3 separate regions of the Mus musculus genome follow, and regions 1 and 3 are each linked to region 2. A link is a loop called in an ENCODE intact Hi-C map of the cell type or tissue named here. Cell type or tissue: left cerebral cortex. All regions are shown on one strand.

Region 1 (8,000 bases), 110 kb after region 2:
TCCTAGCCCAATGTTTGGGTTAGTCTGGTGGAGAATACTGTAAGAAGACATGAGAGTTGAAGTGGTATTGGGTTTCTCCCTGACTTCTGCTCTCCTTATAGAGCCTAGTGAATTGGCCAGGGGCTCCTGCTAGACTAAAGACACTGCCCTATAGCCCTTTCCCACAGCTCAGTCTCATTTCCCAGTCTCATTGGGTTCCAGAAAGTATTCCCCTCCTCTCTCCTTTAGGCCTGGAATGCTAATGACTACTCTGTGCTGCTAACGTCAGGGTGTGGTCCTTTAGGCTTTTAGCTCCAATGCACCTTTGCTAATAGTCTTTTCACTGAATTTCCCTTTTCTATTTTATCTAAATTACTACAGGCTTCCTGCTGACACCATGACCTACACAATTCTGAAGAGAATGACTTAATCTATTCACCTAGACTTTATATGGTATTATTATCTGAATAAATCGGGGTTCTCCAGAAATACAGACTCAGTAGATAGGAGAGGGGACTGAAGGGGAGGAGGAATAGAAAGAGAAAGGGAAGGAGAAGCAATATGGGACATATTAAAGGAAATGGCTTGTGTGACTATGGAGGCTGAGCATCCTACACAGTCCAGCTGGGCCCTGGGATGCAGGTCATGTCACTGTTGAACAGCTTCAGAATTGTGGAGGCTGAAGGAAGAGTTCCTATTGTGTTGTGAAGTAATAATTCCTTTTAATTAAAGCATCCCACCCTGGACCAAGGCTTATTAAAACTCAAGAAGTAAATAAAAGTAGGCTGGCAAAGTAAGCAACTCACAAGTCTCAGGAAGTTCCTGAAACAACCAAGATTCACAAGTTCTATCACCAAGGTTGTGTGAGCAATAAGAACTGCTGAGGAGGAAAGATTCTTTGGGCAGCCAAGGTGACTTTGAGTCTTGCCTGTAGGCCCAACAAAAGAGCATTTTTGAGTTATCACTCATGCTGCAGTGGGCTTTCAGTGATGCAGCTGATCTTGAGTCATCCATACTCTTCTATGTAACCCTTGATCTTTGTCCTCATAATTAGCCCCAGTAAGACCACTGGTTCAAGACTATGGATTCTAGTGGAGTCATTCATTTGATCTGCTATTGGAGACTGATCTGGGGTGAATAGATGTTAAGTCACATCTCCCCAAGTAAAGTCATACAACATGTAAGCCTGGATCTCTGGTGTCTAAGGTAGGAGAGTGCTTTAGAGAGCCAATCCCCTTCCTATGTGTGTGTTCCCTCTTGTCCCTTGCTGACTGGCTGGCACTCACCCACACTGAAGGTGTATCTTTCCCACTTAGTTCAGTGATTCATATGCCCAACCCTTGTAAACATACATTCACAGACACTTCCAGAGATGAATGCCACCAGTTCTCTGGGTATTCCACCCCTGGGTCCACTTGGCACCTGAAAGAAACCATCACACTATACAATCTGTGCTAGGCTTTGAGGGTGCCATTGTAGCAAGACCAGATATGCTCACTGCCTTGAAGCTTTGTGGGAGAGATGGGCATGTGTGCAACAGTTACTCAAGCAGAGAGAAATTTCGAATGAGGCAGACACAGGAGGGATGGCTCCATGTCAGGAAGGTTCCTGATGGGAGAGGGGCCTGTGCTGCAGGAAGAAGGGACATCATGGACAGAGGCACTGAGACTGTCCAAAAGTACTTCACACAAGGAACATAAAAAGAGATCACATGGAAGAGGCTGGAGAAATGGAAGGGGTGGTTGTGGTATGCAGGGAGTAGACCAGGCCTATACAGCTTTAGCAAACACTTTATCCTAATGAAGGACATGGACAGCCATTGGGCTCATGCCTTCTGAGACCCACGTCCTTCCTTTTAAGTGTGGAGACCTTCTGACTTAATTCTGATTAATGGAATCCAGCAACAGTGATGGGTGACCCTTTTGACTCTGCATTTCACAAGTGGACCATGGCTTCTGTTGGGGGTGCTCTTCCATTCCTCCCCTCTTGCTGACCAGCTGCCACACTGAGAAAGCACTCAGGCAACAGAGGTGATGTCCTCTCTTACACCCAGGCCTAATGGCATCACGGTTGTGACCCTGGTGACCCACATTTATAAGCTGAGCTCCCCAGGGCTGTAGCAGCACCCTCTGTAATCAGACTGCCATCTCCTGAGAGATGGAAGCCATGGGCACTCACCAAGCCATGCCCAGCCAAGCTAGCCATGCCTAGGCCACTGTCTCATAGAAAGTGGTGATAAGAAATATTGTTTCTTTTGAGTTGTCAAATTTGAGAGTACCTCTTTAAAACACTTTTTATTGATTCTTTTTTTATTGATTTTTATTGATCCTTTGTACATGTTCACATCATGTACCCCAGTCCCTTCATATGCACCCTCCACCCTTGTATTCCCCACTAAATAAAACACAAGTACACACACACACCAAACAACAACCACAAAGCATAGAAAACATCTCCTCACAGAAGCTGTAGCGTATTACATTGTGTCCCACAGTATATCCCTCTGTCCCTCTGTCCACACATCTTCCCTTGTAAATGTTCATTGCAATGAGTTATTGGTCTGGTTTGAGGTCTCTGGCTTCTGTGATACCATCAATACTTGATCCTGTTGTTGCTCTGTGTCATGGAGATCCTGCAGCTTTGGATCAGCAGGACTGGCCCCCTCAAGTGTCCCAACAGCTCACAGATGACGTAGACTTTGGGGTGGGCCAACTCAAACCCTGGCTCTGGGCCTGGGTGGCAGCTGAGCTAGTTAGCTTGCCAACTCTGGGAGCAACATTTTATGCAAAGAATTATCCTGGAAAATAATGGAGACCATCAACTTAGAGGGCTAAAAGGTTTATTTGGGCCCAGAGTTTTACAGTTTCCACCTGTGACTGACTCAACTGTTTGGGATGGGGGGTGGGGGTGGGGGATGGGGTATATCATGGCAGGGAGCACTGGGCAAACACACTGTTCATCTTATGGAGGCTGGAAAGCGAAAAGAAAGACAGAAAGCATCTGGTATCCCCAAATCCCTCAAATTCCCAGGAGTACCCTTGGCTGGCAGCCAGGCCTGGAGCAAGTGCACCTGAAATCACAGTATGGCTAAGCATGGTACGTGCTCTGTAGGGGGAGAGCATGTTGTCCATTCAACAAATTGTGAGGCACCACTAAGTGCTAGTTACCTGGTCAGTGCTGACAGCATGCATTGAAAGACTTGTGCACCGCTTTGGAATGGGCAGTGCAATGAGTCTGGTTTGAAGTTCTGAAGGAGCAACAGAGGACATAAGGAGTGGGTGGCCTCCTCCCTGGTTGGCTTGTTAGGGTTTTACGTCACTGGGCCCTGTTGTTTCCCTAAGAGCCTGATAAAAAGATATGTAGGTTCACACCACCTTTCCAAAGTCCCTTTTTCACATACCCATATATGGTAAGGAACATAGACGATTTTTTTGGGTGTTTTTAAAGCTCTATAGAATTCCATGAACAGATGTGCCCTCCACCCAGCACCTCGTGATTCACTGTTAGATTGTTTATACCCACGTGCATTACGAACTGTTGTCATCACAAACACTCTACCCTATAAGTACCTAGAAGTGGGTCAAGCCATATCAGGATGTGTAACTTGGACCAAACTTGCCAACTACCATAGCAACAGTACTGTGGACCAGAAACCTCCCCGTTCAGGGGCCATGATTCATATAACAGTGTCTGCTGACCACTCCCTCTGCCCCCCAACCATCAACAGTGTTATAAAACCATTCTCATCTCTGCCAATCTGGTCAGTAAGAAATAGCAGCTCAGGGTGTCCTGGAGCCAGTCTGCTTCACTGTGTATGAGGCAGAGAATCTTTTGCCATGCTTCTATGATTCTGTTAGCACAGGTGTGCTTTTGATAGACAGATAGATGATAGATAGATAGATAGATAGATAGATAGATAGATAGATAGATAGATAATCAATAGACACACAAGTGCATAACACTCTTTTTGCCAAGTGCAGAACAGATTGTGGGGACCAGAGTGGATGCTGCAAGCCCAGATGAAGGGGGATGGGGGAGATAGCGGATGGCAGATGGACTGAGAGCTAAAGAAAGAGGCCTTTGTCAGCTGCCTGTGTGTGAGTGTGTGCGTGCTCTTAGCGGGAGGTCTGCTGAGGGAGCGGCCCTGCCAGGATTCCTCTCCATTCTCTGGCTTGTGCAGTGAGAGGGAAGATGGTGGCCTTCCTGGAGACAGGCAGAGCTGAAGGAGGGCCAGGTTGAGGAAGAGGGTGCTCCAATATGTTTCCATGGTTGCTATGAGAACCCTGAACTTGCATTTACTATATCCTGTGTCTTCCTCCTACACCTTAGTGGAGTTTCACATTTTAACACATGTTTGAGATTTAAGTTATTTCGAATACCAAGCCAGTATACCAGGCCATCTATAGTATGTGACTTGTGAGGGCTCATTTGCATAAGAAGGCAGTGAAGGAAGGTGGAGGATCACCAGAGGGACCTCTGGACCTAGATGCAATGCTGGAGTAACTCCTGCTAACTGAGGGTGCGGCGAGGCAGGCTACCTGGATTTTTTTTTTTTACTTCCATCTTTGCCCATTTGAGATATCTGAAGTTCTTCGATCTTCTTCTTCCGAGGTCCTTCTGAACCTCATAGTGTGTGTGACATTTGTGTTCTCTGGGTGACTGCGCCAGATTCCAGCTAAGTCCCAGAGTCTACTCTGCTTAGTGAGAAAAACAACTACAGGGAAGAAAGCATATCGGTCACAATGACATAGTATGTTTATCTACTGGAACAGCAGGCTCTCGCCTCCCAACAGCAGCTAAGTTAGATGTACCCGTCCATGTGTGGTATTTCCCAGGAACCCCACCCTTCTCCCCGTGCAACAGCTCAGATTACTGGCTGTGAGTACGATCCCCAAGTTGGCAAAGATCAGAGCATACACAATTTCCTGGCTTCAAATTTGCTTCAATTAACGCTTCAGAAATGAAAGACAAAAGGAGTGAACCGCATTTGGTTCCCCGCTCGCTCGGGGCCTCGGTCAGTGGGTTTCACACTGCTTCCCAATCCGCAGTGTGAGCATCGCCTCATAGCTGATGTCATGGACAAAATCCCAGGCCTCACCCCAGATCCACTAACCCAAAAATTCTCAGCGCAGTGCAGTCTTTAACTCGCCTACCAGCCCACCGGATGATTCTGGTACACACTTAGGACTAAGAAACGCTGGGCTTTAGAGCCACTGAGAACACTAGGCACATTCTATGGAGCGGATATTCCACACACGGAGGATAAGAAAGGCTGCTGAGGGACTAGATACTGCTGCCATAACCAAATAACGGAGACTCGGTATCTTAGAGAGGAAAACGGGCTCTCATTCCTCGTGGTTGTTGAACTCCAAGGAAGCAGTGTGACCCTCATAGCACATAGCACCACATGGAAGGGGCAGCAGGGAAGAGACTGAGATGCAGGACTAGAGAGGGAGTAGGAGACCAGGGAGGAGCCAGGCTCAGTCATAGCAGCCTGCTGTATGGAATTTCCTGAGACCCAGCCCACCTCAAGAGACTTGCCTCCATTCTCACACAAAGGCCCCACCACATTTCAGTACTATCCCACTGGGAACAAAACCTTCATCACATAAACCCTTGGGAGACAAACCACGGCAGGGCCATGGGAACACCCTGAGAAGAGAAGCCTGGTGGATACAGACACAACCCAACCAGATGAGAGCTCGAAGCTGACCACAGTTTGGTGATGAGACACACAGAGCTGGCAGCAGAAGCCTGGGACACAAGGTCTACAACAGGCAGCAGTATGGAGGACTTAGGACAGGAGAGAAAACCTCACAAAAGTGCTGGAATGAGCTCATGGGCCCAGCTAGAGTCCAGGACATTGAGCCTTCTCCCCACTCTGATCTGCATTGGCCTACAGCCCTGGGAGCTGGCCTATAGAACTTAACTTCTCTATGGAGTCATGATTCATCTACTATCAACACAACATTGTGTGTTCACGTAATAAAATCACTCCCTCCCTCAAGGGGACATCAGAGATATGGCAAATAAAATAGGTTAAAGGAAAGTAGTAAATTCATGCTTGAGACTAGTGATAAAAAACAGACTCCTGAGGCCAGGAGTGGTGACATGCGCCCTTGATTTTGGCGCTCAGGAGGCAGAGGCACGGGGATCTCTAAGTTTGAGGCCAAATATCTCTAAATTTTGAGTTTCAAGACATCCAGGGCTAGAGAGAGTGACCTTGTCTCAAGGAGAAGAGGAGGAGGAAGAAGAAGAGGAAGAAGAGGAGGAGGAAGAGTCCTCCTTGGACTTAAAATAGTAATTTTCTTCTTAAAGAAGAAGGAGGAGGAAGAGGAGGAAGAGGAGGAGGAGTAGGAGGAGGAAAAGCAGACATGGTGGTGAGATTGAGGCAGGAGGATAGTAGTGAGTTTAAGGCCACATAAAGAAACTCTCTCAAAAATACAAAACAAAGGTCTGAAGAGATAGTTAAGAGGTTAAGAACACTCGATGCTCTTGCAAAAGATCCCAAGTCTAATTCCCAGACCTCACGTCAGGCAGCTGACAAGCATCTATAACCCCAGAGCAAATGATCTGATGCCCTCTTCTGACCTCTCTGGGAAAGTGCACACACAAGATGCACATAAACTCAAAAAGGAATACTGGTGTCTCTTCTCTCTCTGTCTCTGTCTCTCTCTGTCTCTCTCTCTCTCTCAAAAGAAAAAAAAATAAAACAAAACAATAGACCAGACAGTGCCTATCAAAATCAACACAATTCACTTTCAGTTCAAAATACACTTCACAGCTCTTTCCAGGGCACCAAGGACACATAACACATAAACAAATTCTATGTTTTTAGAATTGGGTATTAAGTAATTGTCACATTATATAATTATTAAAGTTTTTAGTTAATGTAACTATTTGCAGATGATGTCTAGAATTAAAAGAAACATAGGTATAATCTATAAGGACCTGGAGAGATGGCTTCGAGGATAAGAGCACTGACTGCTCTTGCAGAGGATCCAGGATCAACCTCCAGCACCCACCTGGCAAATCACAAACACCCATGACCTCAGTCCCAGGGGATCCGATGGCCTCTTCTGGACTCCAAGGGTACTAGGCCATGGTGTGTTGACATATATGCAGACAAAGAACTCATTCATACAAATAAAATTCATTTTAAAATTTTTTAAGCAATACATGCTCTAATATTATTACTCATATTAGTAATATAAAGATAATGTTGTTAAAATTCAACCATATTTCTCTACATTAACAGAAACAATTAGGTAAAATTTTGCAATAATTCCTCTTTGTCTTAAAATGTTATTTTTATTTATTTTAATTAATTAATTTGTTTTACATTCTGACCACAGTTTCCCCTCCCTCCTCTCCTCTCAGTCAATGCCCCTAAACTACTCCTCTTCAGAAAAAGGGAGGCCTCCTGTAAATTTCAACCAGTCTTGGAACATCAAGTTACAGTAAAACTAGGTGCATCTTCTTCTGTTGAGCCTAGAAGAGGCAGCCTAATAGTGGGAAAGAGTCCCAAAGTCAGGCAACAGAATCAGAGACCGGCCTTGCTCCCACTAATAGTAGTGCCACATGAAGATCAAGTTACACAACTGTCACATATGTGCAGAGGGCTTAGGTACGTCCCGGGCATGCTTTCTAGAAGGCAGTTCAGTCTCCCTGAGCCCCTGTGGGCCCTGATTAGTTGGTAATATAGGTTTTCTTGTGGTGTCCTTGACCTCTCTGATAGGTTTCACCATCAGTTTCTATCAGTTTCTGGGTGAAGCTGAAGAATAAAAAATAAAATAAAATAATGACTGCCCTGAGAACATGGGCCCCAGCCCCCAGCCAGATGGCCTAATTCCCCAGAACTTTTGGGAAAAACAGCCACAGAATGTTTCAATGTCCCAGGTGCCTTGAAATAAATATCCGCCCCTAGACTTCCCCTATTTCCTCTCCGATCCTCCCACTAGGTTGTGTTTTTTGCCTTTATAAGCCTGCTGGAAAATAGGGTCGTGGTCGGACTCCTCTAC
Region 2 (8,000 bases):
GCTCCTATCCTGATTCCCTCTGTTCTCCATAGAGGTGAGCTGTCCCTCCTGACAGGCCTTGTCAGGAATCTGTCCTGTGCTGAGAGAAGGCACAGCCAATGAACTCCAGTCACACCCTCTAGGTTGGCCTTCAATTTCTAGCCGTCCAGCTGAATCTAGTTGACAACTCAGAACTTCAGTCTGGGCTGACTTTAATTTCTATTGCCATGACTAAATATCTGGTGCTAGGTAACTTAAAAAGAATAGAGCTTTCTTTATTTGCCTCACTGTTCTGGAGACCAGGAAGAATGTGGCGCTGGCATCTGATGAGGGCCTGCTTGCTGTATTGTAATGTGGCAGAGGTGCACTGTTTGGGGAGATGGTGTGCAGGGTTGGGTCTCTCTTCCTCTTCATACAAATGCAAAACGGGCACAAACCCTGATGACCTCATCTAATCCTCAAAGCCATCTACATGTGACTTTGTGGGTAATGTTCCCATTCAAGCCGTAGCCACCTTCCTGGCCTGTTTTTCCTCCTTGGCCCCCATGGCTCAGCCCTGTCTGATGGCCTCTGCCCATGCCCACAGTGGCTCACTAGCAGGTCCTGCTTAGCCTATCAGGCTGTCCTATCCTGTGACGGATGACCTGGCTATCCCTAGAAACCCAGGACAACTGATCAGCCCTTTCTGGACCCCAAGATTCAGGCTCAGTATTCCAATCACACCTGACTGGACTAGTTCATGTTACCATCTGGGCAGGGCTGGACACAACAGCAGGGAGACGTAGGCTAGAGAGGGCTAGGGACAAATGCACCAGGTGGCAGGAGCCTGGGGCCAGGCCACTTCCAGGCTCCTGACCTCTTTAGGGACATCTGTGCTCCAGGGACTGTCAGCAATACACGACAATTTAAAGAAACATGACACCGCAAAAACAAGTCTTGTCTCATCCTGATTCACCCTGTGGGCAAGAGGAAAATGCTTCTTTGTTTCCTTTGTAATAATGGTCACAAGGGTGATGTGTATAACACCTTGCTGTATCCTAGAGGTCCAACAATAGGACCCTCACTTCCCAATCAGGCTCTGGTTAAGTAACAGAGCAGGTATCATGTAGCCTCTGGACCCCTGGAGTGCTGATTCTAGGGTGCCTGACCACTTATGCTCAGCACCTCAGAAAAGAGAAGAAACAGAAAGAGAGGTGGCAGGCAACAGGCAGGCTCACTCTAGCAGAGCATGTAGGGAGGTGTTTCTGGGGGGCTGGTGCAACAGGACTGCAGCCATCTCTGTCTGTTCCCTAGGAACAGAATGTGGTTAGGCTGACAACACAGCCTCCATTCAGTCAGTGGAGTGTGGCAGCTTCTAACCAAAAGGACAGAAGTATTGTGTGTATGCGCAACAGTAAACGTGTTCCTCTGCTGCTGGGCAGTGGGGCTGGGCCCTGACTCTGCTGTTGTGAATTATGAATCCATAACCCAGGCTATGCAAATGTCTCTGAGATGTGCTAACCCAAAGTCTCTCAGGGGGACACAGAGAGAAACAACTGGGTTGAGTGGCAGTTCTATTTTTAGTCCTCTAAGGACCCTGTATAATGACTTTAATAGCAGCTATACCAACTTTCCAGGAAGAATAGAATTGTCTCTAGAAAATGGACACATCTAGAGATGATCATATTAATCAAAATAAGGCAGACTTGGAATGAATACGTATGTATGTCTTCATGGGGGCAGGATTATTTGCTTTAAGGGTGTCTTGGTGCATCTAAAATATTCGTTTTATTTATACCAGAGACTTGGAACTCTTATGAAGAAGAAGAAGAAGAAGAAGAAGAAGAAGAAGAAGAAGAAGAAGAAGAAGAAGAAGAAGAAGAAGAAGAAGAAAAAAAGGTCAATTTAGTTCATAGTTTATTGTTAGTCTAAAACCAGTCAGTCCATTGGTCCAGCCTCTGGAGAAAGTGTGGGGGGTGGGGGGGGAAGGAAGGTTCACATGACGAGGAAGGATGTTGGGAAGTTGGGACTGCATGTTCTCTCGGGATACAGAGGCTGGCCAGTTTGGAAAAGCTCCAAGGGAAACGGACCCATCTGCCGGTAGCTGCATCCTGGAGCCCACTGTAAGTATAGACAACTGGGGATAAGTGTGAACACAGTCTCGGGGACCACCCCACCTACACCCACCATGTCCTGTGCCAAAGACTGTCACCCTCATCCCTTATCAGCGGTGCAGATGATCCGTGGCTTTTTTCCTGGGACTTGACAGTCCCCGCCCCTGCTGTTTAGAGACTTTGCTTTTTAACTTCGGCTACTCACAGTCGGCTGCCATCTGAAAATACCAATTGGGAGATTCCAGAAGCGAACACTTAGAGATTATGAATGAACTATAGTAATGATTGGTTATTCGTTATCGTTAGTCTCCCACTGTGCCTAATGTGTACCTCACTCCGAAGATGTGCAGGTAGCACTGTCAGTGGCCTCAGGTACCCGCAGATCACCCTGGGTGCTAAGGATGAGCAAGCGCTGACTGCTAACCAGGGAAAGGAGGCTGGATTCCATGGCTGCCTCCTACTGCTATGCTGAGACCTGGGAGTCAGGCAGGGAAGGGCCAGCTGCTTCAGACCTGTCCCAGAAGCCCCTTTGCCAGCACAGAAACTCTCCCACGGAGACTTCCTCTATGTGAGCATCTGTGCATTTAAACACAACTTCCCAAAATACATACTTGCAATGATGCAAATAAGATTCCAAATACATAGAGCTAAGAGTGATGCCGTTATTTTAAATTGCTGTTAATTCCAACAGAAATAAAAACGTTCGCATCCCTGAGCCAGATGCAGGCAACACCCTGGTTAACCCACAGACACTCTGCTGAACTGAAAGAACCCTCCGGGCCCACCGAGGAGGAACGGCTCCTGAGCCTAGCAAGCCCAGCAGTGAATCTAGAAGTGACATTTTGTGCCACCTCCACAAAGTGATGCTAGGCTGCCTCTCCAGCCACATGCTGAGAGAGAGAAAGCCATCCCAGAAGGGCTGGTGACTACAGCTTTCAATAGTGATAAAATGAGGTTCTAGACGTGGGACAGGAATGCCAGGTCACCCTATGAGCCCTTCCCCAGAGAAATAAGGGACAGGTTGTAGATGTGCATAACCTCCCATTTGTGGGCCTCCTTGGGGACTAGGAGTTACAGAATAGACAGCTCAGACAGTTCTCCTGGGAGGCCATGTGGTGGGACACAGTGGTCAGTGTGGCCCATGATGATAACCTGGCCAGCAGAGGCAATAAGCACCAAAGAGCCTGCATTCCCAATGTCCTGGTCCAGAGACTTGCAAGGAGATAGGTGGCCCAGGGGGGGAGACAGGGGCTTTGCTTTGCCTCCTGAGTCAGACTTCTAGAGGTACCTGACAATTGCTAAGTCCCCAGTGTCTCATGGGCCACTCCTAAACCTCTAGAGAGGTAGCACCCAGCCATATCCTGCATGGTTAAAGAGCCCCTGTCTAGAAAGACTGTGGACACAGAGTTCTTCTAAGCATCTCAAAAAGCCAGCCAAGAGGCTTCCGAGGGATCTAGGGGGGACACAGCAAGCATGAATATCAGGCTCAATATGTTCTCAGCAGGATCATCTCTAGGGTGTCTCCCCCAAAAGAAGCAAGAATTAAACACCTGCTGGATACTAAAAATAACAGCATGGACATCAGGAGCCAGACTGCCTTTTCTACAGATACCACACCCTCAGCCTCATCTATAAGCAAGATCAGGTGCAGGTCTGATGACAAGAAGGGATACAGTTAAGGAGGGGAGGGACACACACACACACACACACACACACACACACACACACACACACTGCTTTCCAGGACAAAGCAGGCTCTAGCTAGGGAGGAGACTTGGGGTCTCTGCAATCATCTACCATACCACTGGACACCATTTCCCTGAGCTGGAAGAAGCTAAGACTCTCATTTCATACCAGAAAGCTCCAAAACCCATCTGACTTCCCTAGTCGGGGATGTGTGTGCCTACAGGGCATGTGTCGAGACACTGTGGGGTGGGGATGCTGCTTGAGGCTCCTTTAGTATCCAGCATAGTGGATAATAAATGTGACACAATAGAAGGTGCAAAACAGCATCAGATAATGACAGCCATGGCCCTGGGGAAGCACTAGCAGGAGACACTAATGCTTCCCCAATAAAGCTCTCAACCTGGCATCCACTAGCACAAAACTCCACATAGGCAAGGTATTCACAGGGACTGACCCAGTCCTGGCCAGAAGCACAGAGCTCTCCCTAGTCTCTGCCACTGGCTGAGCAGGATACAGGGATCTGCGGGAGGATGCTGCTGAAGCCCAGAGGTCCCTGCATTGGAGCTGGGCAACAGGCAGGGGCATGGCCCACATAGGCAGAAGGGCTGGCCTCATGCTCCGGTTTCCTGTGCTCAGGGACGGCAGCTGTGCTCCTCAGCCACGGTGGGCGGCAGAGCCACACTTCCTTGGTGTGATCTGGACTTTAGGGAGATGTCCTTCCTCCTCTCTCTGTGGAACTGGGAAAAATAATTAAGAGGAGAGCAGATGGCAAGCACTTCAAATCTGTTTGTGAGAACTAAATCAACAAGATGTGGGAATCTGGGAGAGCTTGCTTCTCTGGATGAGTGGGCACCCCACGCTCCAATCCCCAAAGCAAGGCAGTGGGACTGTGGACAGGGTGGGCGGGAGCATACAGTGAGAGGGTAAGAGCCCAAAATCCAGAAGCAACCATAGAAAAGCCACCTTCTCCTATGGCAACCAGGCTGCCTGGAAGGCTACAGAGGGACCCTGGCTTCAGCACCACCACAGGGCACACAGATCAACGTGCCTAGTGAGAAGCCAGCTACTATAGCCCTGCATCTGGAATGGTGATTGTAGGCTAATTCTTCTCCTCCCTGAGACCGGCTGAGAACCTCTGAGAACCTCTCACCCACAGGCTCTCTTAGTACCTGGGAGTGTGTACTTTATAGAAAAAGGAGGTTTATTAAGATCGTAAGTTTAGAAGCATAAAGTCCATGGCTGGGGGATCTATCTTCCAACCTCAGATAAGTACACCACTGACAGCATCAGAACAAGGTAGAGCAAAGGAAAGAGCTGCATGCAGATGAGGCCACACATATCAGGTAGTTACTTTACAGCAGCCACTGTCACAAGAACTATGTAGAGTACCATGAAAATGACATTAATACCTTCTAAGCACATGTTCCAATTATGTGATATCCTCCCAGTAAGCCCCACCTCTTAAGTTCCACCATCTCTCACTGAAGCAACCAGCATTCGCTCAGGATAACCCAAGACCAAGTTCTTGGCAAAAAGGAATTTATTTTCTCCAGAGGGACAGAGAGCAGGGAATAAGAGAGGAAGATGGGAGATAGAGGATGAGAGAGAAGGGGAAGGGAATAAGGGAGAGGGGAAAGAGTGTTTGTCCAGGGTGGGGACAAAGGACTCCCTCTGGATAGAGAGGAGAAAGAGGTGGCGCATAGGCAAATGACAGTTTATAAAAGCAAATTGGGAAGCCCCGTGTTAGAATGAGATGTTTAATTTTGATTCTGCATGTTAATTAGGTGAGTCAAAGGGGGCTTTTGATTGCTGGACTACAATACTTTGATAGCTGACCTTGGTAGTCAGCCTCAGGAGGAGGGAATTGCCAAATAAGGAATGGACCTTAGTGGCTAGCTTTAGAAATGTAATTTAATGGTTTTTTGCAAGGCAGAGGAAATGGGATGAAGGGCAAGGCCTGCCAGAGCCATGCTTGCCATGTTCAGGCTGGCTAGAGTCCCTCCCCTCATAGACATCAGACTGAGGCTCAGTCATCCAACACATGAATTCCAAAGAGAAACCATACTGGAAACACCGAGCAGTCAAGTTCACCAAAGCCATCAACCACAGGAGAAACCCTCCAATTAGCAGACCACGAGTCTTGGACCTGTTGGTTGGCACTCAGGGTACTTTCATCGAGAGCTTGTCAGACCCTCATATAAATGTACAGATAAGAGCCAATCTTCAGTGGAAATTCTGTGCTCTGGAACTCGTTTGGGAATAGGTGACAAGACAGAAAATGGAGTCAAGTAAAGAACACAGATCCACATCTAGAGACTACCATATCCAGGGATCCATCCCATAATCAGCCTCCAAACGCTGACACCATTGCATACACTAGCAAGATTTTGCTGAAAGGACCCTGATATAGTTGTCTCTTGTGAGACTATGCCAGGGCCTAGCAAACACAGATGTGGATGCTCACAGTCAGCCATTGGATGGATCACAGGGCCCCCAATGGAGGAGCTAGAGAAAGTACCCAAGGAGCTAAAGGGATCTGCAACCCTATAGTTGGAACAACAATATGAACTAACCAGTACCTCCGGAGCTCGTGTCTCTAGCTGCATATGTATCAAAAGATGGCCTAGTCGGCCATCAGTGGAAAGAGAGGCCCATTGGTCGTGCAAACTTTATATGCCTCAGTACAGGGGAATGCCAGGGCCAAGAAGTGGGAGTGGGTGGGTAGGGGAGTGGGGGGGAGGGTATGGGGGACTTTTGGGATAGCATTGGAAATGTAAATGAGGAAAATACCTAATAAAAAATTTTAAAAAAAAGAACACAGCTCCAGAAAAAAAAAGTCAGGAAAATTAGAGAAGGGTCCCCAACATGTAAAGAGCCATAAGTCACCCCATCTTCAGAGGGGAATCAGCCAGCTGTGATCTGAAAATCAATGAACTTTCTTAGACCTATCAGTGAACTTCGGCTGCAAATGCCTCCCTTCCCCAGGATGTGAAGAGACAGGTGAACTCAGAGCCCCCTGGTCACATGGAGCGGAAGACTCCTGCGACCAAAAAAAAAAAACAAGTCCTAGGGTCCAAATGTTACCCCCAGGCCCTCACTAGGTTCTCCTTGAGAGGAGCCAAGGTAGAGAGTGGGAAAAACTCCTCCTTTCAGAACTGGAGGGGTGGGGGGTGGAAACCCTTAGTCTTCCTGCCTCGCCGTAAACAGGTGCTTCCCAGGAAGGGCTGGCTTATGACTTTTCTACTTCCCAGTGCCAAAACAGACCCTGTTTCCCACTTCCAGAATAGTGTTCCTCAAACCCCATGGCCTTCAACACTTGGCAGTGAAACTGTTTTTGTGTGAGATGGTTTTCCAGCCATCAGGTAATCTCTACTCAACGTTCATGAAGTTGGGGTCTATTACAGGCATCAGACAGCATGCTCTCCGATCCCAACAGTGCCACCAGGGCTAGCCCACGGTAAACAGAGAAGAAGCCTCTACACAAGAAGAAATGTGTGAAGGAGACAGCCGAGGGGCACAGCCCACTGGAAGCCTGGGATGAAACCAGAGGACGACAGAAAGCTTTCCTCCCACACCTTCCACCACCGCCAGGCTCCAACACCACAGCCACAAAGAACCACAGCTGCTGATTTCTAACAGGAATCACTGAGCGTGTCTGGCACAGCCAGAAACTCACAACAGCAGAACACTAACTGGAAGTCTCCAGAGACCGTGAGGGGCAGCAAGGAGGGAGGAGTCTCTGCTTGAGGGCAGTAAGTGTCTCCTTCCTGGCACAACCAGAGAGAAAAGAAGGCCACAACACCAAGAACAGGATGGATGCTGTAAACCGTGAATGGTTGAACTGAGGAATGGGTACAAATTAAAAAGCTCAGTACAGGTTTATTTAGAGCTTGGGTCTGGAAGGCCCTCAGATCACACACTGACCTCTTTGTACTAGTAGGGCATGGTACAAGCTTCAGGAGCTGGGGCCTCGTTGGAGACAGCAGGTCATTGGCAGCATGCCCTTAAAGGTTACACTGGTTCCCTGTGGCCTCTCTCTCTCTGTTGTTCCCTCCCTCCCTCCACCCCCTCAGCTGCCATCACCAGAGCAGCTCTTTGCCATGATGCTCCACCTCCCCATAGGCTCACAGACAATGGAGCCAGCTAACCATGGTCTGAAACCTCTGACAGCATAAGCCAAGATAAATCTTTACTCACTTAAGTACTGTCTTCCAGTTTTCTGGCACAGCAACGCAAAGCTAA
Region 3 (8,000 bases), 65 kb before region 2:
TGAAGAGTCAGTAAAAGAAGAGAAAGGATTCCCTCACTTTCTCTGTCAGGGGTCTCTGCCCTCCCTCCTGGCCATGAGGTTCATTAGACAACAGGAAGGAGGACCAGGCCCCTCAACTTCCCTAAACAGAGACTGCTTTACAAGTAAAAGCTAAGGAGGAAAACCCAACAGACCTGGGTTGGATCCAAAAGGAAAGCTTGGTTTATCTGTCCTCAGAATTGACTCTAATCCCCTTCTCCATATGCTACAGCTAAAACAGGATGAAAATACAAAGGATTTTCTTGTTTTGTGTGGTGTGTGTGTGTGTGTACACATGTGTGGATGCCTATGAAGGTCAAAATCCAACATCACGCGACTTCCTCCTCAGTCTTTCTCCTTATTTTTAAGACAGTCTCTCTGAACCCAGAGCTCACTAACTGGCTAATCCGTATCCTCAGGTATCCATCCGTCCTGCAGTCTCTGCCCACTGAGAGCTGAGGTTACAGACCCAGGCCCCTGCACCCGGAGTTTTACATGCATACCTGAGGGTCCAAACTCAGGTCCTCCTCTTTGCAGGGTAAACACATTACTCATTGAGCTACCTCTCCAGCTCTTCTGCTCCCCTTTAAAAGGCCACCTCCTGAGTCCTTCCAAGACAGAAAACCCAGGGCAGAGGCTCCCTAGGCAGCTGCAGTAGAAAGGTAACTTTCCTCTTACCTGCTGAGAGGTCTGAGGTCAGAGAGCTCAGCTGCATTCACTGGGGAGAAAGAAATGAGTCTTTTCTACAGGCACAAGCAAACAATGGGTTCTACTCTGGACTTGCACGATCACATTTCCAACAAAGCCAGTCACTCTCGGTTCCCTGGGCAGACATTCTTAGTGGCAGGTCCTCCCAGCACTGGAGAATCTCATCTGTCCCAGCCTAGCCCATGCGAACGCCTCCAGTCCAGAGGAACAAACCTGACTAGAATCCTCTAACAGACTGGTAAGGGATCTGCAGACCCTTCACCTCTGTGTCCTTGCTGGAGTGTCAGGGGTCTGGCATTCACATAGCTACACAGGTCCTTCCCAACGGTCTGGTGTATGTGTAACACTTCAGTGCCTTACAGGTTCTGGCTCTCTGGGGAGGCCTCTTTGTGGGGGACACAGATGAGGCATTTCAACCACATACCCACTTCCTAGAGTGCAGTCAGTATGGGCTGCTTGCTTCCTGTGTGAGCATCAACAGAGGCCTGCACAACCTGTGCACGGCTGTGGAGGAGAGTGACTATTGAGACTGTGGAGATAGGTCAGTTAGCACAGTGTTTACTGAGAGCCAGACCCCTCCACCACCCCACCCCCAACACACACACAAAGAGAAGCCAACCAATGTGGTTTGTACTTGTAATCCCAGAGCTGAGGAGGTAGAGATAAAAAGATCCCTGGAACGCACTGGTGAGCCCTATGCGGGGCCAACTGAGAGACCTTATTTCAAAAGGCACGTTAGGTCTCACCTATGGAATGACACCCAACGTTAACCTTTGACCTACACACACACACACACACACACACACACACACACACCAATGAGGAAGGTACAAGAGGGGGGAGAATACAATGCACGCATATTAACAAACACATTAGGAAAATAAGGCAGAAGAGAAAAAAAAAAGCTGTTTGAAAGGCAGTTGGGTAAGTGACAGCCAGCAAAACCCCCAGACCAGCACCTTAAGCCACATTCACATCAAATAAATGCCCTGGGACACAGTGCGAGCTTGCCACCCAGGATCCTTCAAAATCAATTAATGAATGAGTTGGTGCATAGCATACTTGGTACAGTCCCGTGGGCAAAACACTTCACTTGCCCACGGGGAACTAGCACCACTGCTCCGGAGCAGTAGATAAGAGGTAGCTTTGTCCCAAGCCAGTCAGCCAGTGCTGAGACCCGAGGACAGCTTGTCCCTTATGACACTGTCAGAGTTTAGTTTGTGCTGTGAGATATTTAGAGATGAGAACTTATTCTGGCCATGGTGCTTGGGGGGACAATGGGGTGGGGAGGGAACTTTGGGAGATAATCAGGATAGGACCAGCCATCTTGAGCTCCCACAACTCACACTGGTGGCTTTACCAGAAGAGGGAGAGAAATCTGAACACACAAGCAACTTGCTCTTTTGCTCACCACTTGAGGCCGCACACTCACCCCTGGGCGCTGCCAGAAGAATGGCCATCCCAATATGCAGCTCTTAACTCTGGATCTCCAGAACCAAGAACCAAAATAAAGCATCTTTCCCCAAAAAAAGTACCCATCCAGAGTTGACTACTAGAATAGCAGAAAATGGAGTAATGCAGGAAGAGAGATCTGGGAAACCAGGATCCCCATCCCACCATACATATAGGTTACACCCCTCCCCTTAAGGATGTGTCTCAGCCTCTATTCCAGATCATCTGGCATCATCCCAATTCACTGTGGGCCTGTGGAGGTCCTTGTGTGCATTGGGTCTAAGACTCTCCTACCTGCTCCTGAACAGGGACACCTGGGAGAAGCCCAGGAGTTGTCTAGGGACTCGCATGCCTGCCCTCAGAGAACTGCTGCTGCCTCCTTCCCTGGAGAGCCCCTCTCTACAAGCTCTCTCTCCTCTGAGGCCCCTGAAAAGGACAGAGTCTCATTCATCTGGAACAGCGCATCCCCCGCCTGCTCCACATAGAGTCCCCAAGAAAGCACAAAATCCTCCAGCCTGGAAACAGTGGGGTGTGTTATACCTTACACAAATACTTCTCCGTGCGAGGAAACAGGCCCACATCTGAACTCAATTTAGAAGCAGGCTTTAAGTGCCTATTTATAGGCTCCACGCAGCCATCCCTGGTGGATGTGGAGTCAGGGCTCCTGTCCACTCTGATGCGATTCATTTGCATTCTTTTCATGTTTATCTTCTCCAGTTTCCCCACAGCCTTTTAATTCAAATGCAAGGTCACCTACCACATCACCACCAGGTTCTTGCACCCTCTCCCAGACCTTCATGGGAGCAGGGGAAGGCCCTTGAAGGCCAGAAGAGTCGGTAGCCATCCCTCTAGGATTAGAAAACAAAACAAAACAAAAAAAACATTTCTGGCCCCTGCTAATAGCTAAAAGGGACAGAGAAAGAAATATAGCATGCCTGCTGGGTTACCTGGGCTTCTCTGCACATCTACCGTGTCCAGCCATTCCTATCACTGCCAAACTCTATTCTGCTCCTTTCTCCCTCCCCAGGAGTGGGCATGGCAGGCCTCCCTAGCCATCTGTGATTAGACAGCGCCTGTTCCTCCACTCCACAGCCATCATCAGAATCGTTTCCTAGCCCTCGACATCCTCAGACTGGAAGACTCCCCAGAGGGCCAGGACGCCTTGCACTCCAGATCCATCTACTCACAGGCTTTGGTTTTGGATGGAGGTGGGAGATGGTTGACCCCGCAGCTCAGCTTTCCAAGAAAGACATGCAAATTCAAACCAAAGGATTCTTCCTTCTCCCTGACTACCTTAGGATCCTCCAGGGTACAGGGCCTCCCACCCTACCTTGGGAGCCACCACAGAAGCAAAGGCACTCTAGGCTATTGCTGTGTCCACAGAGGGAATGAGACACAGACGGTACATCCAATGAATAGCTTTCAGCTATCTGATGTCATATACCACTCCTGAGAACCAGCTTCTCACAGGAAGATAACCGTTATGATTGCTGGCAATCAGGTCCCAGAACTCATTAACTTCCTCATAGGACACCACTTCAACTGCTGCCATTGGTCCTGTGCTTTTCAACATGCAAGGCTCTGGGAATGAGCTCATCCGTGGTCAAACTTAGCATTTCAGACGCTTGTTTCCAGGCATTCCAGGAGGAAAGATTCCTTAGAGGGACGACTCGGAATTCACTGGTTACTTTTGATGGCTAATGGGAGATCCCAAATCATGTGTGTGTGTGTGTGTGTGTGTGTGTGTGTGTGTAAGAGAGAGATAGAGATGTGAGTATACACACACATAAATAAATACACACATATATATACACATACAAATATATACATATATTATATATAAATATATAATTATATAAACATACTCATATAAATAAATATATAGTTATATAAATACATAAGTATATACACAAACATTATATAGTATATAAATATGCTATATATAATAGATAAATATTATGTATTTATATATATATATATATATATATATATACATATATATATATATACACATACACACACACACACAGACACATACATACACACTCAGCAGAACCCCACTCCCACCCCTGTCGGGACAACTCATTGAACTATCCATCTAAAGCCAAGGTCCCCAGGGAAAGAGCCTGGGGATGGCACAGGCACATCAAAAGCAACCTAGAAACCATTTTCTTAAGAAATTTAAGGCAACTGTTACAGCTTCATAAAGTCCCAGATCTGCAAGGGGTGAGGAGCCAAGAAGATGGAGAAATGAACATATCCAACTCACTGGAGAATTCTGATCTTATCCAACCACACTGGAATCACCGTTAGCACAGCAGAGGACTGGGTGGCTGCCTCTAATACCACAGAGCTATATATTAATGTCTGTGTGCTGACTGGGAAACTCCACATTGTAAAGGGCTAGATGCTGGGCTCAGTCTGGGGAAGTCTGTAACTCTATGTTGGAGATGGAGGGAGAGCACACCGTGAAGTGGGAATAATAACCCTGCAGACATCTGTGAACAGGACCTGGCCACATACTGCAGAGGCCCTGGGATGGCTCAAGGAGGCCCTGACAGAAGGGCTGACCTACATCTAGAAGCATCAAAGGCAAAGGATTCCTCCTGTAACCCCATGACATAGCCTGGCACCAAACTTGTGTCTGCACACACAGGACTGTTGGTTGGGTAACCGTTGCTTGCCCTGGGACTGCCTCACTGAGAGAAGCAGGCACTGCACAGGTAGGCTACAAAATAGATGGCCTCCTGGCACCGGGTACTGGAGACCCCCCCCCCCCATCCAATCTTCCCTGGAGAGAACACATGGAGATGGCTTACATCTCCACAGATGGAGCAGAGCCCATACATTACCCAGGATGGGGGAATGAGACTTCTTGGGATAAGAAAATGGATGTTCCCCAGACCAAGAGCACACGTTGGCTGCCGCTAACTGATGTGATACATAGAGACTGTGTTCAGGTGAACAGAACAAGTATCTTCCAGGACAAAGAAGGAAAGAAGCCCAGAGGCATAACTCTAAGAGCTGGTCTTAGCAGTGTTTCTGTGAGCAAAGAGAGACTGAGCTCAAAAAGGGTCACCAGGTCCTCAGAGCCAGTAGGAAGGAGAGATGGTCACAGTGGAGGCCCAGGTACTGTTTATAAGTAAGATACTAAGATTCTAAATAGCCAAGTCCCTAAGCTGACTGCAAAGCAAAGTCTTCAATGCTAATAACACTATTTATAAAGATGAGAGTGTGTTATTTTCCTCCTGTGCAAGCTGCATCTTCAGAATAAAAAAGCTCAAATCTCCAGACTCTTATTTGTGCAAATGTTTTGGGAACAAGCTGGATTTAAAGTGGGTCTTTGATGATCTCAAAGTTTCAAAAACAACTGCTTGTTACAGCAGGTGCTTCCGACTAACGCTACTGGAGAGACTTAAAAATAACATGCAAACTGTTATTACTAAGATGGGTACAAACCCCAGACTTGGAAAGATATCATTCAGAATCTAGAGGTGATGGGTCGCGGCAACGAGTATCATTGGGCTCTCAGCCTCTCACTTCCGGCCCCAGCTCTGAAGCAGAGACTGTGTGGGACACTCAGTGATATCACAGTATCCATGTGATGTAAAACGGCACATACCTGACACGAGGCGTAGATCACCTTAGTGTCTGTAAGTAGGGTCTGCACAACCCTTCTCAGAACATGTCCTGACTGAGACATGACTACAAACCTGGCTACTTTATTAACAGGTCTTCTGCAACTAGTGGTTGCCGGCCTCAGCAGTACTTTGCACATCAGTAACTCTGCCCTTACATAGCCTACGCCATCACAGGACCAAGCACAGTTCTCTGTACCCTTCTTGGCAGGCCTGCCTTCCCTATAATCTCTGACATATTTTCCCAATGATTCTCCACATTAAACCCGTCCTGTTTTCTGGAGTCTGGCCAGAGGACAGTGCAGCAGGTATTAAAAAAAAACTGGGCCTCAGATGCCAAGAATGTGGATGTCACAGACCAACCGCAATGCCAGTGGGAGGCCAGGATGAAAGAGAACGGGGCAGCTTGCTGGCAGATCAGCACAGCTGCATCCAACCTCACAGTGCCCAGGACCACTGAGGGCTCCCCAGCCTCCTCAGCCACCCCAGTTGGTTTCCCTTCTCACTGTCATTTGTTTTCCAAAGCAAATGAAGCTTCTATTTTTGCTGTGGGGAGCCTGGTGCCTCCCAATTCCCAGGTGTCCCCTAGAGGATTTTGCTTTTGATTCAGGCAGCTTGGGGACTGAAGGGAGGGCTTTATAGAAGGCTGAGAGCCAAGCGCAGCAGGGCCTGCCAGCCCATCAAAGGATGACACAGAACCCACAGGGTGTGCACAGGGCAGCAATGCCCGTGTATAGGCTCCCATGTGACCTCAAAGGGCAAGGCTAGATGAAGCTCATCATCGTGTGCTAGGGTTCAGCTGTGTCCGCCACAGTTCACCCACAGGAGATCTAACCCAAATGCGAGTGCTGAGCTGCAGGACCTTTCAAAGGTATTTAGGTCAGGAGGTCTCTGTCCTCATGAATCCATTAATGTGGGTGGTTCATCTATCACAGGAGTGGGTTTCTGAGGGAAGATGAGCTCAGCCCTCTTCTCTTTCTCCTCCCTCTCAGTCTCCTTCTCTGTCTTCCCCTTTCATCTTCTGCCACAGGTGACACAGGTCTTATCAGACTCCAGTCCCTTCATATTGTTTTTCCCAGACTACAGAACTGTGAGCCACAGAAACATCTATTCTTTACAAGTTATCAAACCTGTGGAATTGTACAACCCCAGTAGAAGGGGGACAAAGATCTGCTTCATGGATACAAACCTCTTCCCCTTCTCAGCCCCATTCACAGAGGAGGAAACTGAGGCAGATGAATTAGCTCAGTCAAGGCCACAGAGGAAATACCGAGCCAAAGATCTGATCCTGGCAGGATGGCCCTCGAGTCCACACTCTCAGCCCTGTGCCACATTGAAAGCAGTTAAGAGAGAAAACATATCTGCAATACATAAGTCAAACAATAGATTAGGCTGACCACAAGAAAAGACAAAATGGGGCAAAGAGTAGGTCCAGCCATCCCAAAAGAACAAGTAGATAAAATCAATTAGAAATAAACATAAATATATGAAAGATGTACTGTCTCATTGGCAGGCAGGGAATAGAAATCAAAGCCACATGTGGTGTCTTGGTGACTTTCCTATTGCTGCATACATACCACAACCAACCAGTTTATAGAAGAAAGAGTTAACTGGGGGTTTGCAACTTTAGAGGGCAAACCCATGACCACCGTGGCAGGAGCATGGGAGCTGAGAGCTTGCTTCCTGATCCACAAACAGGAGCCAGATAGAGAGTATGTGAGAACTGAGTCTGGTGTGAGCTTTTGAAACCCCAAAGCCCAGTAATTGACACACCTTCTCCAACAAGGCCACACCCCCTAATCCTTCCCAAATTGTTCCATTAACTGTGGACAGAGCATTTGAATCTATGAGCCCGTGGAGGTCATTCTCATTCAACCCACCACAGGCAGAGCCTGCATTCAGACTAACAAACACTAAAAACAACCGGAATGCTGAGTGTTGTCAGGGAAAGAGCAGAGGGGAGCCTCACACGAACTGCAGAGGAAGCTGCTTGCTATACCCACCCAGTCCAGAAAGCAATTTGGCTACTTCTAGTAAAATTCAAGATTCACAGCCTCAACCCCACAGCAATTCCTTGTTAAGCACGCCTCATGAATCTGGCTCACGTTCACCAAGATACACACATAAATATCCATGACAGCCTTGTTTGTAACAGCCAGAGACTGGAAAGCAGCTGAACATCCA

Evidence for each region. Hi-C counts contacts between places; a loop is a spot of excess contacts. Peaks named below come from ENCODE experiments on the same cell type or tissue, not always from the same donor. Only the 100,000 strongest peaks of a DNase experiment are listed, where the experiment ranks them.
Region 1: it touches region 2 in a loop (2.7-fold over the local background); 2 of 42 quality-filtered maps call a loop at or near these places.
Region 3: a loop joins it to region 2, with 4 times the contacts of the local background. A loop is called at or near these places in 4 of 42 quality-filtered maps.

The regions. Positions count from the first base shown.
Region 1 is chr7:64,447,722-64,455,721 of GRCm38, reverse strand. No RefSeq gene overlaps it. Among named protein-coding and RNA genes, the nearest start is that of Apba2, 50 kb to the left of the region's middle. In left cerebral cortex, no CTCF peak of the experiment used is centred here; DNase peaks (open chromatin) are centred at 2,704, 3,409, 4,055 and 4,802; H3K27ac peaks cover 1,252 bases.
Region 2 is chr7:64,561,661-64,569,660 of GRCm38, reverse strand. The region is part of intron 2 of Apba2 (amyloid beta (A4) precursor protein-binding, family A, member 2); the gene reads right to left. Among named protein-coding and RNA genes, the nearest start is that of Apba2, 64 kb to the right of the region's middle. In left cerebral cortex, a CTCF peak has its summit at 7,387; DNase peaks (open chromatin) are centred at 2,632, 2,895, 4,582, 7,338 and 1 more place; H3K27ac peaks cover 6,234 bases.
Region 3 is chr7:64,626,615-64,634,614 of GRCm38, reverse strand. The region is part of intron 2 of Apba2 (amyloid beta (A4) precursor protein-binding, family A, member 2); the gene reads right to left. Among named protein-coding and RNA genes, the nearest start is that of Apba2, 130 kb to the right of the region's middle. In left cerebral cortex, no CTCF peak of the experiment used is centred here; DNase peaks (open chromatin) are centred at 2,712, 3,301, 3,646 and 7,914; H3K27ac peaks cover 6,110 bases.